Linked DNA regions of Homo sapiens: all the other regions are linked to region 2. The links are chromatin loops, found by intact Hi-C in ENCODE. Cell type or tissue: PC-9. All regions are shown on one strand.

Evidence for each region. Hi-C counts contacts between places; a loop is a spot of excess contacts. Peaks named below come from ENCODE experiments on the same cell type or tissue, not always from the same donor. Only the 100,000 strongest peaks of a DNase experiment are listed, where the experiment ranks them.
Region 1: it touches region 2 in a loop (25-fold over the local background); 69 of 110 quality-filtered maps call a loop at or near these places.
Region 3: a loop joins it to region 2, with 5 times the contacts of the local background. A loop is called at or near these places in 27 of 110 quality-filtered maps.

Annotation. Positions count from the first base shown.
Region 1 is chr7:151,568,771-151,572,770 of GRCh38, reverse strand. PRKAG2 (protein kinase AMP-activated non-catalytic subunit gamma 2) reads left to right here. Exons shown (of 16, transcript NM_016203.4): 9 at 62-107; 10 at 2,546-2,600; 11 at 3,929-4,000. Among named protein-coding and RNA genes, the nearest start is that of RHEB, 51 kb to the right of the region's middle. In PC-9, CTCF peaks have their summits at 2,029 and 2,237 (motif pointing left); no DNase peak of the experiment used is centred here.
Region 2 is chr7:151,758,181-151,762,180 of GRCh38, reverse strand. All of the region lies in intron 3 of PRKAG2 (protein kinase AMP-activated non-catalytic subunit gamma 2), which reads left to right. Among named protein-coding and RNA genes, the nearest start is that of PRKAG2-AS2, 46 kb to the left of the region's middle. RefSeq lists an enhancer at 2,162-4,000. In PC-9, CTCF peaks have their summits at 2,207 and 2,407 (motif pointing right); DNase peaks (open chromatin) are centred at 700 and 2,490.
Region 3 is chr7:151,446,801-151,450,800 of GRCh38, reverse strand. No RefSeq gene overlaps it. Among named protein-coding and RNA genes, the nearest start is that of CRYGN, 8.7 kb to the right of the region's middle. RefSeq lists silencers at 1,844-2,138, 1,937-2,416 and an enhancer at 2,029-2,528. In PC-9, a CTCF peak has its summit at 1,974 (motif pointing right); no DNase peak of the experiment used is centred here; H3K4me3 peaks cover 494 bases.

The DNA of each region.
Region 1 (4,000 bases), 190 kb after region 2:
TCCAAATATTTTTTCTATGTTGTATATGTATATTTATAAATAAGAATTTTTTTATTTGCAGGTACAGATTTATGAATTAGAGGAACATAAAATTGAAACATGGAGGGGTAAGCACTATTGGATGTTTAAAATCTTTTAGTATCGGGAAAGCTATGTTTAGTATGAAAAGTATGTTTTCATTTTGCAGATCCTTTTCTCTCTGCTCCATAAAATGTTATATAAAACATTCTCTTTATTTCTGTTAATTTTGATAGTATGCTACTGTACTAAAGCTGAACAATATAAGTATTGTCCCTTCTGTTTATAGACATGTATAGGACACCTTCAGCAGGCAAGGCCTTATCCTAGGGCCAGGAATGTGAAGATGAATGAGCTAACCAAGCCCCACCTCGCTGCCCACAATGGGGCCACCGCTCACTACTAAGTCTAAGCCCTCAGAGATTTGCCTTGGTATTAAGAAATGCATCAGAGGCATGCCTAACTTGAACCAAAGCAAGCATCTGTTCTTATTTAAACCTAGTAATTGTTTCTTTACAAATTGTGGAGAAACTTAGGACAAATGAACCTCAAACTAGATGGTTTGGAGCAAATAGCATGGAAGTAATTTGAAGACCATATTCTCTTCATTGTCACATTGACATTCACCCTGTAAAATCATGATACTCTTTTCTGCCATAGAACCATTTCTTAAATTCGCATTTCATGATTGTAAGGTGGTGGTCTCACTGACACTTGTCATGGTGGGTTGGTGGAGAGGACCGGGGGTGGGAATCACGGCAGACCCAGTCTGTCTGCAACAGCGGAGCCTTTGGAGGGTGCTCAAGGAAACACTGGTAGAAATGGAGGGACCAACTGAAGGAAAATTTTGAATTCAAAATTGAAGAGTTTGGTTCTGTGTTTCCCATAATATGCTTGATAGGAGAAGCAACCTTTGTAGCTGGCTGTGAAATCAGAATACATCTTGGAGTTCTCTTACACCCCCAGGGGCCCTTTCAAATCCATACGATTTAGAAGTTTCACTGAGTGATGGGTTTGGTTTATTACGGCTTTGTCAAACCAAGCTAAACAAATTTGGCATGGGATCTGTACAGTCTGTTGTGCAGTGATTGTGTAACACCAGCTTCTTGTCCAGTTCTACTGTACAAGTACTGATAGACCAAGGTTTAAGTATGTTTACGTTTTGACATTACATGATATTTTGTAGTAATAATAATGCCAAAATATTCTTAAACGCCTTCTGTATAGAAACTTTGGTAAAGCAAGGCCAGGTGCGGTGGCTCACACCTGTAATCCCAGCACTTTGGGAGGCCAAAGCAGGTGGATCACTTGAGATCAGGAGTTCAAGACCAGCCTGACCAACATGGTGAAACCCTCTCTCTACTAAAAATACAAAATTAGAGCCAGGCGCAGTAGCTCACGCCTATAATCCCAGCACTTTGGGAAGCCGAGGCGGGTGGATCACCTGAGGTCAGGAGTTCGAGACCAGCCTAGCCAACATGGTGAAACCCTGTCTCTACTAAAAATACAAAAAAGTAGCCAGGCGTGGTGGTGCGCACCTGTACTCCCAGCTACTCGGGAGGCTGAGGCAGGAGACTCGCCTGGGCCTGGGAGGCAGAGGTTGCAGTGAGCCAAGATGATGCTGCTGTACTCCAGCCTGGGCAACAGAGCAAAACTCCTTCTCAAAAAAAAAAAAAAAATTAGGCTGGGCACAGGACCTCATGCCTGTAATCCCAGCACTTTGGGAGGCTGAAGTAGGTGGATCACTTGAGGTCAGGAGTGCGAGACCAGCCTGGCCAACATCATGAAACCCCATCTCTACTAAAAATACAAAAAAAATTAGCAGGGTGTGGTGACGTGCACCTTTAGTCCCAGCTATTTGGGAGGCTGAGGTGGGAGAATTGCTTGTACCTGGGAGGCAGAGATTGCAGTGAACCCAGATCATGCCACTGCACTCCAGCCTGAGTGACAGAGTGAGACTGTCTCAGAAAAAAAAAGAAACCTTGGAAAAGCAAATTAATTGCAGTTGATATCTTCAGAAAAAAACAGTTTTTATGTGCTGGAAAGATGCCCACAATGCAGTAGGTTTTGAGCATCAATTTGGTAAAATAATACTTAAAAATATTTAAAGAACAAAGTTTGTCATAACTGATTTTATCTTATAACTTATGGAAATTGATTTTTTAAATTTCATAATTGCTTCATTTCTTGAGAGTAAGGTGAACCTGGTAGCATTCTAGTGACCTCTGCTGGTATTGCTCTTTTATCAGATTTCTTTGTTTTTCCTGATTTTATAAACACTTACTGTCACATTGTTTTTTAATATTTAATTTTTCTTCAAATGCAACATCCTGAAAACAGTTTGGAAGTTGTTTAAAATAGCCATAACTATGATTAACACAGGAGTTTTAGGCAAATTAAATTTCTTTTTATTTGAGTTTTTAATCCTTCTAACTATTAACCGTAAACTGAAGGGTATTTGAATTTGTGTTATAACTGCAAACAGCAAATGTGTTACTAACTGCATATTTTCTTTCTATAAATACAGAGCTTTATTTACAAGAAACATTTAAGCCTTTAGTGAATATATCTCCAGATGCAAGGTAAACTTGTTTTTTTTTTCTTTGAAAACATTCATTCAGATGTATGTGTTTTATCACCATGATAGAAAGAAAGACACAAATAAACATGTTCTTCATTCCAAACAGGGCCTGCCTCCTTAATTCCAGCTACACTGTACGCATTCAGTAAATCTAGGAACACTACAAAAATCACAGCCGTTGCTGGTGCTAAGGATGGATAATGGTCTAGTAATAGGGTCATACTAAACCATCACGAAGATCTCGGCCAATCTGGGGGGCGTGTTGAAATTGCAGATTCCTGGGCTTTTACCCCTGACCTGCTAAATCAGGATAGGGCCCAGGAATACACATTTAAACAACTCCCTTGGCAATTCTGCTCCACACTAGCGTTTAAACATCAGTGTGTGTTAGATGTCGGTTCAGATGTGGTGAGAGCATGGGCTGCCTTCTGTGTAGTCGTCTGGCCCGTCCTTTTTTATCCAAGCCTTCTGGTTTGGCTGTGATACATTTCCATATTGGTGTAAAAGCATCTTTCAAACTCAAATCCAGTACAGAGAAAGATTAAAATATTTATTTTCATTTTATTTCCAAGTCCTAACAAAAAGGTATAACAACCTTCTTACTGGCAGTCCCAGGAGAGGGACCAAGTAGAACAGAAATGTTGGCCCTGCAATATCTCCTAGCCGGGCCGGCCCGGGGTAGAGCCAGTTTGCCCACTCACCAATGCAGAGAGCTTGCTGCTACAGCCTTTGCTCTCTTGCCAATACGATGTATCTGTTTGCTTTTCTAAGGATTTAGGTTTCATCGTCTTTCAAATAAAATCACTAAATACACTCTTTAAAAAAACTCCTCTTCCTGGCTGGGCGCAAGGGCTCATGCCCGTAATCCCAGCACTATGGGAGGCCATGGTGGGTGGATCGCTTAAGCTCAGGAGTTCGAGAGCAGCCTGGGCAACGTGGCAAAACCCCATGTCTACAAAAAAGAAAGGTGGCGCATGCCTGTAGTCCCAGCTACTCAAATAGGCTGAGGTGGGAGGATCACCTGAGCCCGGGAGGTCAAGGCTGCAGTGAGCCATGACGGCAGGCAACAGAGCAAGACCCTGTCTCAAAAAAACAAACCAAAAAAAATCTCCTCTTCTAGAGATTTGTAGCTTGCACTTGTATTTGAGATATGTTAACATAGATTGTGAAAAATGAAAAATTTGCTGAGATCTCTAATTTAAAACTCTTCCAAAACACTGTTATTATTGCAATAATAAAAACACTGGAAGTGCTTTAAGGCAGGGGTAGTCCAAAGTGTTCTGATTTTTCTCGAAAGCCTCCTAACAACTTTAATGACTTCTCCCACAGCCTCTTCGATGCTGTATACTCCTTGATCAAAAATAAAATCCACAGATTGCCCGTTATTGACCCTATCAGTGG
Region 2 (4,000 bases):
CTTCTCCCGCTAAGTCCATCACATTTGTCCATGTGCACAGTTTGTTCCTCGCTGAGGTGCGCAGCAGACTGTGCTAACCCATCGGACAGTGGCTGCCTCTTGTTTCTTCATAGCAGAACCTGGTTTAACTCAGGGCATGGCCCCAGGCCATGAGCTGCAGTTGGTCTAGTTCAGTCAGAAGTATCCCCTTCCCACATGCCAGTGAATGGGAGAAGTCGGCTAGGGATTTAAGAAAAACGTGCGTCCCCTAACAACAACAAAAAAGACACACGGGGATAAATTTCCTTTTCTTCCTTTGACTGTGGTCTGGGGACATGGTTTCTAGGGCCATGAGGACAAAGGTCAAGGCACAAGGTGGCTGAGTGGAAAGGTGGGCAGGTGATTCTCCACGCAGTTGGCAGCACCAATGTCATTGCCCGATGGGTCCTTCCGCCTCTTGTACAGGGAAACTCAATCCACTGAGACCACGGCGTCACAGTAAAGAAAGAGTTAACTGACATGAGTCCGGTCATGCCATGCAGGACAGTTATCTATCAAATCAAGTCAGTCTACCTGAAGGCTCAGAGGTTAGCAGTTTTCATGGATAGTTTGGCGGGCAGGGACTAGGGAATGGGTGCAGCTGATTAGTTGGGATGCCTTCAGAGGGGTGTGGAAAATGACACTGACTCCTCCTCTGGGTGGGGCCACAGGACTGGTTGGGTGGTGAGTCAGGAGTCCAGGTGAGGTCAAATTGGTTGCCAGAAATGCAGAAGTCTGGAAAGACATCTCAAAAGGCCAATCTTAGGTTCTCTAATAGTGATGTTATCTACAGGAGTAATTGGGGAAGTTACAAATCTTGTGACCTCGGGACAATGGCTGGTTGTCATTTAACTACACCTACATCTTAGCAGAATTCAGGCCTCTCTCAATCCTAACCTTGCGGCCTCTCATTAGTTTTGCAATGGTGTTTTAGTTTGGGGAAGGGCTAGTATCATCCTTGCTTTAAACTGTATGTAGTTTAAACTATAAACTAAATTTCTCCCAAAATTAGCTTGGCCTGTGTGTGCCCAGGAATGACCAAGGACACTTGGAGGTCAGAAGCAATATGGAATCAGCTATGTCAGATTTCTCCTAACAGTGATACTTTTGCAAAGGCAGTTTCGCTAAGCTGACCTGCTTTGCAACTGCCTACCTACTAACTGTTCGTTATTGTAGGTGATAAGCATCCTTGTGGCTTAGCCTCCTTTCAGTTATTTTTTTCTGTTCATGCCACGAAGCCATCCTAACTTTATCCTGACACATCTCCTTGCCCCAGGGGAGCTATGGACAAGGTGCGCTGTTTGGCTGAAGGCAATCATGGCCAAGCTGGCAGAGCTAGCCTGGAATCTTCCAGACAGAGGGCTGGAGGAGGGATGGGGCACGGGAGCACAGATAGACTTTAACTGCCCCCACGTTGTCAAGGAAAGGAAAGCAGAGCGAGAGAGTGGGTAGTGGGGTGGGTGCTGCTTTGGATGGAATGGCGAGGGAAGTCTTCTCTGGTAAGGAGACCACACTGGAGCCAGAGAGAGAGCCACTCAGAGGTCTGGGGCAGAGGAAATGCTAAGTGCACATTAGCAAAAGCCTCATGCTGTAGGGCAGTCCCCAGCTTTTAAAAAACTCTCTCAGCTGGGTGCAGTGGCTCATGCCTGTAATCCCAGCACTTTGGGAGGCCAGGCCGAGGTGGGCGGATCACCTGAGATAATGAGTTCGAGACCAGCCTGGCCAACATGGTGAAGCCCCGTCTCTACTAAAAATACAAAAATTAGCCGGGCATGGTGGGTGCCTGTAATCCCAGCTACTCAGGAGGCTGAGACAGGAGAATCACTTGAACTTGGGCAGCAGAGGTTGCAGTGAGCCGAGATCCTGCCATTGCACTCTAGCCTGGGAACAGAGCAAGACTCTGTTTCAAAAACAATAAACAAACACCCAGCTCTCTCTCAAAGAAGTAAGGAAGCAAAGCAGGCTGATGGAGACAGGCTTCTGGGAGACCCAGCTGCTCAGGTCTGGGCTCTGCCTGCTGTATATTCACTTCTCCTAGGTTCTCTCTGGCCTGCCTCCCATCTCAGCTTCCTTTTTTAAAAAAAGAAAAGGCTAATCTTTGATAAATTCCCACATAATCTGCAATGAACAGAGAAACTCTGTAGGAATGACTTGGTGCTACCCCACCACAGTCCACATCTTGGGACAGCCGCTCAGCCTGGAGCCCGTACTAGAAGGAAGAATGTCGATGTTAAATCTCTCCCTCATTCAAGACAATGTGGCCTCAATATTAGATGCCTTTTCACCTTTATTTTCTGAATGTCTGTTTACATCTGAGTTCACTCGTAGAAAAAGTCTGGGTGAGAGAGTAGGTCGGGGTCCCCTTGGCCCTGAGAACAGCTGGCCAGGCGGAGCCCACCTCTGGTTTTTCTGGCTTTGTGACAGAGTGACCACTAGGGGGTGACATAGCCTCACATGCTGAGTCTGGTGCTGGGAGCAGGTTGGTCCTGCCTGGGGGAAAGCAGCAGGTATCGTTCCTGCCTGGGTTTTTTCCAGTGCGGTTCACCTTCAAATGCGCCTCCCAGACAGAAGAAAGCTGGTGTTAGGAGCGGACAAGGATACCTGCCTGCCCAGGCGTTTCAAAGGGGAGTTGTCTGGCATGGAGGATATTCACCTGCACCACGTTACATGAGAACCTGCTAAGTGCTGGGCCCTTGGGAACGCAGCAGTGAATGAGCCCATCCCTGCCCTCGTGGGGATACCATTCTAGGGACAATCGGTACCACAGGTGGAAAAGTGTCATGTGTCCCAAGTGCCAAGAGGAACAACAGTCAAAGGAGAGGGGCTGCGGGGGTGCTGCTCTATGTGGGCAAGTCAGCAATAGCCTCTGACATGGAGACATTTGGCCAGTGGTGAGATGGAGCCAGGGAGAGGACAGGTGGAGGCCATGGCACGCCTGGCGGAGGGGCCCACGATGCAAATGTCCGGAGGCAGGAGCAGCCTCTGAGCCTGCAGGGAGCTGGTCAATGTGGCCAGAACCAAGTAGGGAGGGAGCAGGTGCTGGAGTGAGGTCAGGGAGTGGGGCGGGGCCTTGCAGGAGAGGTCAGGATTCCAGGTTTTAATTGAGCGATACAGAAAGCCATCGGATGTCGATCGGATGCAATGCAGAGAGATGTCTGGCTACTGTGCAGTAAAGAGATGGTAGAGACAGGGCTGGGGTGAGCAGTGAGGGGTCCCTGCAGTGGATCTGGAGATACATTAGCATGGTCTCCCGCCTCCTCAGAGACCTCCTTCAAGTCTTGCCCGCTACAGAAAGCCTTACTGGATTCTGTTTGCCTTGAGCAATCTGCCAGAGCCCTGAAATATAGCTGTTATTTTAAGTCTCTTTGCAGTCTGTGTTCTCTCGTGATAACTTCCTATTGCCTTCTTGTCTCTTTAAAAATCACATATTGAGCTTTTCATGCACTTGCCTCTTATTTTCCCAAGCTCTTCCAGTTCATACCTCCTCATCCCCCCAGGTCTATCAGTGCCTTCGGGGTTTGGAACCTTTGGGGTACACTGATGGTCACCCAACATGGGAAGAACACCATGTCTCTGGGGACCTTGGATCTCCCTGCTCTGTTTTCCTTTCTGTGGGCTCCCAGCTCCTAGAGCTCAACATGCCTTTATCCTTTTCCCTCCTCCCTCAGATGGAAACAGTTCTGGCAAAAATATTTAAAATAGACATTATAGAACTTAAAGGTGACATAGTTCAGGGGTAGTTGACACATTTATCTCATAACAAAGAAAGAATTCCTAGCATCAAAACCAGATGCCACAGATTCTCTTTTTGGAAGCGACTGTCTTCCCAGAACCCTAAAATCATGCAGTGGTAGCTTTTAGGGAGTGAGACAAGGTGGCCTTTGGCCAGCTGGCCCCCACGGAGCAAGAAATGGCATCTTGTCTGATGGGGGCAGCAGGGCACACCCAGTAACTGCTACTGACAGGATCAGCCCTGCTGGAC
Region 3 (4,000 bases), 310 kb after region 2:
CTTGTCCTTTTTAGATGACCGCTTTGCTTATCTCTCTGAACACCCCAAATTCTTGTCTTAAAGTCTTGTCAGATTGTGCTATAAATGTGTTCACTTTTTTTTTTGACGGAGTCTCACTCTGTCGCCCAGGCTAGAGTGCAGTGGCACAATCTTGGCTCACTGCAACCTCTGCCTCCCGGGTTCAAGCGATTCTTCTGCCTCAGTCTCCCAAGTAGCTGGGATTACAAGCGCACGCCACCACACCCGACTAATTTTTTATACTTTTTGGTAGAGACAGGGTTTCCCCATGTTGGCCAGGCTGGTCTCGAACTCCTGACCTCAGGTGATCTGCCTGCCTCAGCCTCCCAAAGTTCTGAGATTACTGTATTCAATCATTTTAAGTGTAAACTTTGATGAGTTTTGACAAACGTATCCACCTGTGTGCCTACCACCACAATCAAAATATAGAACTTTCTATCACCCCAAAAAATTCCCTTGTGCTGTGTCTGAAAATCACCATCTCTGCCACCACCAGCTTTGGACCAGGAGGCCGCTGGTGTGCTGTCTGGCACCAAAGAGCCCTGTATCTTGTCCAGAGTCTCATACACACAGAGCCACCCAGCGTGCAGGCTTCTGCGTCTGGCTTCCTAGGCTCAGCGGATGTTTCTGGGATTTATTCATGCCATTGCGTGTATCGAGGGTTTGTTCCTTTTTACTGCTGAGTGGCATTCAGTTGTATGGATGAACTACGATGTAGTTATCATTCGACCATTGGTGGATGCCTGGACTGCGTCCAGGCTGGGGTTGTGATGAATAAAGCTGCTATAACATGTGCAAAGCTGGGGGTCTATGTTTTTACTTCTGTTAGGTAAACACCAAGAGTGGAATTGTCAGTTAACATGGTAAGCGTATCTTGACTTTATAAAAAACTAAAGTAACTGTACCATTTCACACACCCCCCAGCAGTGAGTGAGAGTCCCACTTGCTCAGCACCCTCAGCGACACTTGTGATGTCTCATTGTGCTTTTAATTTGCACTTTGATGGGTAGCTTTTAAAGGATGAGCATATTTTCAGCCTTTGAGTCATTCGATCAGGATGTGTTGATGACTTAGGTGAGGAAGAAGGAAGTGAAGTGAGATCTAAAATAAGAACATGAGGCCAGGCACGGTGGCTCACACCTGTAATCCCAGCACTTTGGGAGGCTGAGGGGGGGCGAATCACGATGTCAGGTGTTCGAGACCAGCCTGGGCAACATGGTGAAACCCCGTCCCTACTAATAACACAAAAATTAGCCGGGTGTGGTGGCTCACACCTGTAGTCCTAGCTACTCGGGAGCCTGAGGCAGGAGAATTGCTTGAACCCAGGAGGCAGTGAGCTGAAATCGCGCCACTGCACTCCAGCCTGGGCAACAGAGTGAGACTCTGTTTCAAATAAAATAAAATAAAGTAAGAATATGAATAGATAAAGCTGGTGTGCTTTTAGAACTGCACAAAGGTGAGGAAACGTGTGCGTTATAATTCTCTGTAGAGGTTAAGGGCACCAATTCTGGATTCGAATCCCAGCTTCACTGCCTGCTTGCTGTGTGACCCTGTGACCTTGTGCAAGCTACTCATGCAGGCTGGGCCTCACTCCCCACAACTCTAAGATGGGGATCATGACAGAACCCACCTCCTAGGATTGTTGAGAGAATTAAATGACTTAATATATGTTAAGCTTTAGTTGGTGCTGGCTATAAGTAAGCACTATGAGAATTCGAATTTATTATAATTCTAAGCAGATGTGGTGGCACCCGCCTGTAGTCCCGACTACTCGGGAGGCTGAGGCAGGAGGATCGCTTCAGTCCAGAAATTCAAGACCAGCCTGGGCAACATAGGGAGAGCCCATCTCTAAACAAATATAACGGCAATAATAATTCTAATTCTAAATCCTCCCGCGGCCGCCCTGGGGCGTGTGGTGATTGTGCCCACCACGAGGGGTCAGGCTTCAGCAACTTTCATTTACCCGAACCTCGCTGGCTTTCAGGGTGGGAGACCCGGGGACTGTCTTCTGGGGCGCAGACGTCCCGCCTTTCCTTCCCCGCCCGAATCCGATGACCCCCGGAGCACTGCAGCCCCCTCCCTGACGCCGGCTGGAAACGGGGCGCAGCCAGGGGGCCCGGGCTGGCGGGGCGACCCCTGCAGAGGCCCAGGCCCAGCTCACTTGCAGACGGGCTCACTTGCAGACGGGCTCACTCGCAGACGGGCTCCCTCGGAAGGGCAGGGACTCAGCCTAACCGGGCTCTTTACACCCCCTTCCTTGCTGCCTGCCGGCGGCCACGACGCCAGGGCACAAGCTGGGTCCCCAGCAGGGGGCGAGGCTCCTGGAACCGCCCCGCACCCCCGCCGAGCTCCGCTGGGGCCCTCGGCCGGCGCTGCAGCCTGGCGGTGCTGGCCTTCGCGCATTTATTCCCTTACTCATTCACGCACTCATCAGTGTCCTCCGGGGCTGACCCGGCGCAGGAGGCGGAGAGAGGAACCCGCAGCCCGGTGCGGAAGCGCGGAGCCCAGGCGGGAGCTGCAGGCCTGGCGACCACGAACTGCGCTTCGCTAGCGGAGCGTTGGGCAGAGCGGGCATCGCTGCCCCATGCAGCCCTGGACCGCGGACGGAGTCTAGTCTCCCCGCTCTCGCCCACGCCTGAGCTTTGGTATGCAAAGTGTTTCCAACTTTTTGTTCGTTTATAAATATCTTTAATAAATATATATATTGAGACGGAGTCTCGCTTTGTCGTCGCCCAGGCTGGAGTGCAGTGGCGCGATCTGCAACCTCCGCAGCTCACTGCAACCTCTGCCTCCCGGGTTCAAGCGATTCTCCTGCCTCAGCCTTCCGAGTAGCTGCCACTACAGGTGACTGCCCCCACGCCCAGCTAATTTTTGTATTTTTAGTAGAGACGGGGTTTCATCATGTTGGCCAGGCTGGTTTCAAACTCCTGACCTCAGGTGATCCGCCCGCCTCGGCCTCTCAAAGTGCTGGGATTACAGGCGTGAGCCACCTCACCCGGTCTCTCTCTCTCTCATGTATATGTATGTGTGTGTGTATATATATATATATATAATTTAAGTAGAGACAAGGTCTTACCGTGTTTCCCAAGCTGGTCTCGAACTCCTGGGCTCAAGCAATCCTCCTGCCTCGGCCTCCCAAAGTGCTAGGATTACAGGTGTGAGCCAGCGCGCCCAGCCCGTTTGTAAACATCTTTTGAGCGCCTCCTCCTTGGTGTCCACAGCTCTAGCGCTGAGCGCCTCGCCCACACAGATGCGATGGTACCCGCTGGCGAGAGAGGTTGGGGAGTGGGGCTGGGGGGAGGCGCGGGCAGCGAGACCAGGTCCTTGAGCCCTGGGAAGCTCAGCTCAGGTGTTGGGACCGCACCCCAGGATGGGTGCAACATCTCAGGAGGCCTGATCTCAGGGTCCTGCGTGTCCTGGTCCCTGCTTCACTTGAAGGGCCATGGGAAGCCATTGAGCAATTTTAGGTAGGATCACATTATAGGTTTTAAGTGAGTATTCACATTAGAGCACCTAGGAGCCCCCCATTTGTAATGTCTTGTCTTTTTTTTTTTTTTTTTTTTTTTTTTTTTTTTGAGACAGGATCTTTCTCTGTTGCCCAGGCTGTACTGCAGTGGTGCAATCTTGGCTCACTGCGGCCTCGACCTCCTGGGCTCAAGCAATCATCCCACCTCAGCCTCCCTAGTAGCTGGGACCACAGGCATGTGCCACCATGCCCGGCTAATTTTTTAATTTTTTTGTAGAGACAGGATCTTGCGTTGTTGCCCAGGCTGATTTCAAACTCCTGGGCTCAAGCAATCTTTCCTCCTTGGCCTCCCAAAGCACTGGGATTACAGGCATGAACCACCTTGCCTGGCCTGTAATGTCTTATTTCTTAAACTGGAAGGTAGATTTGCTGCCTGAAATGACTCATAATATATATATAGGGAAAGGAGCCGCTCTTGCTGTGGGTGGAGAACGGTCTGGAGGAGCCCAGAGCAGA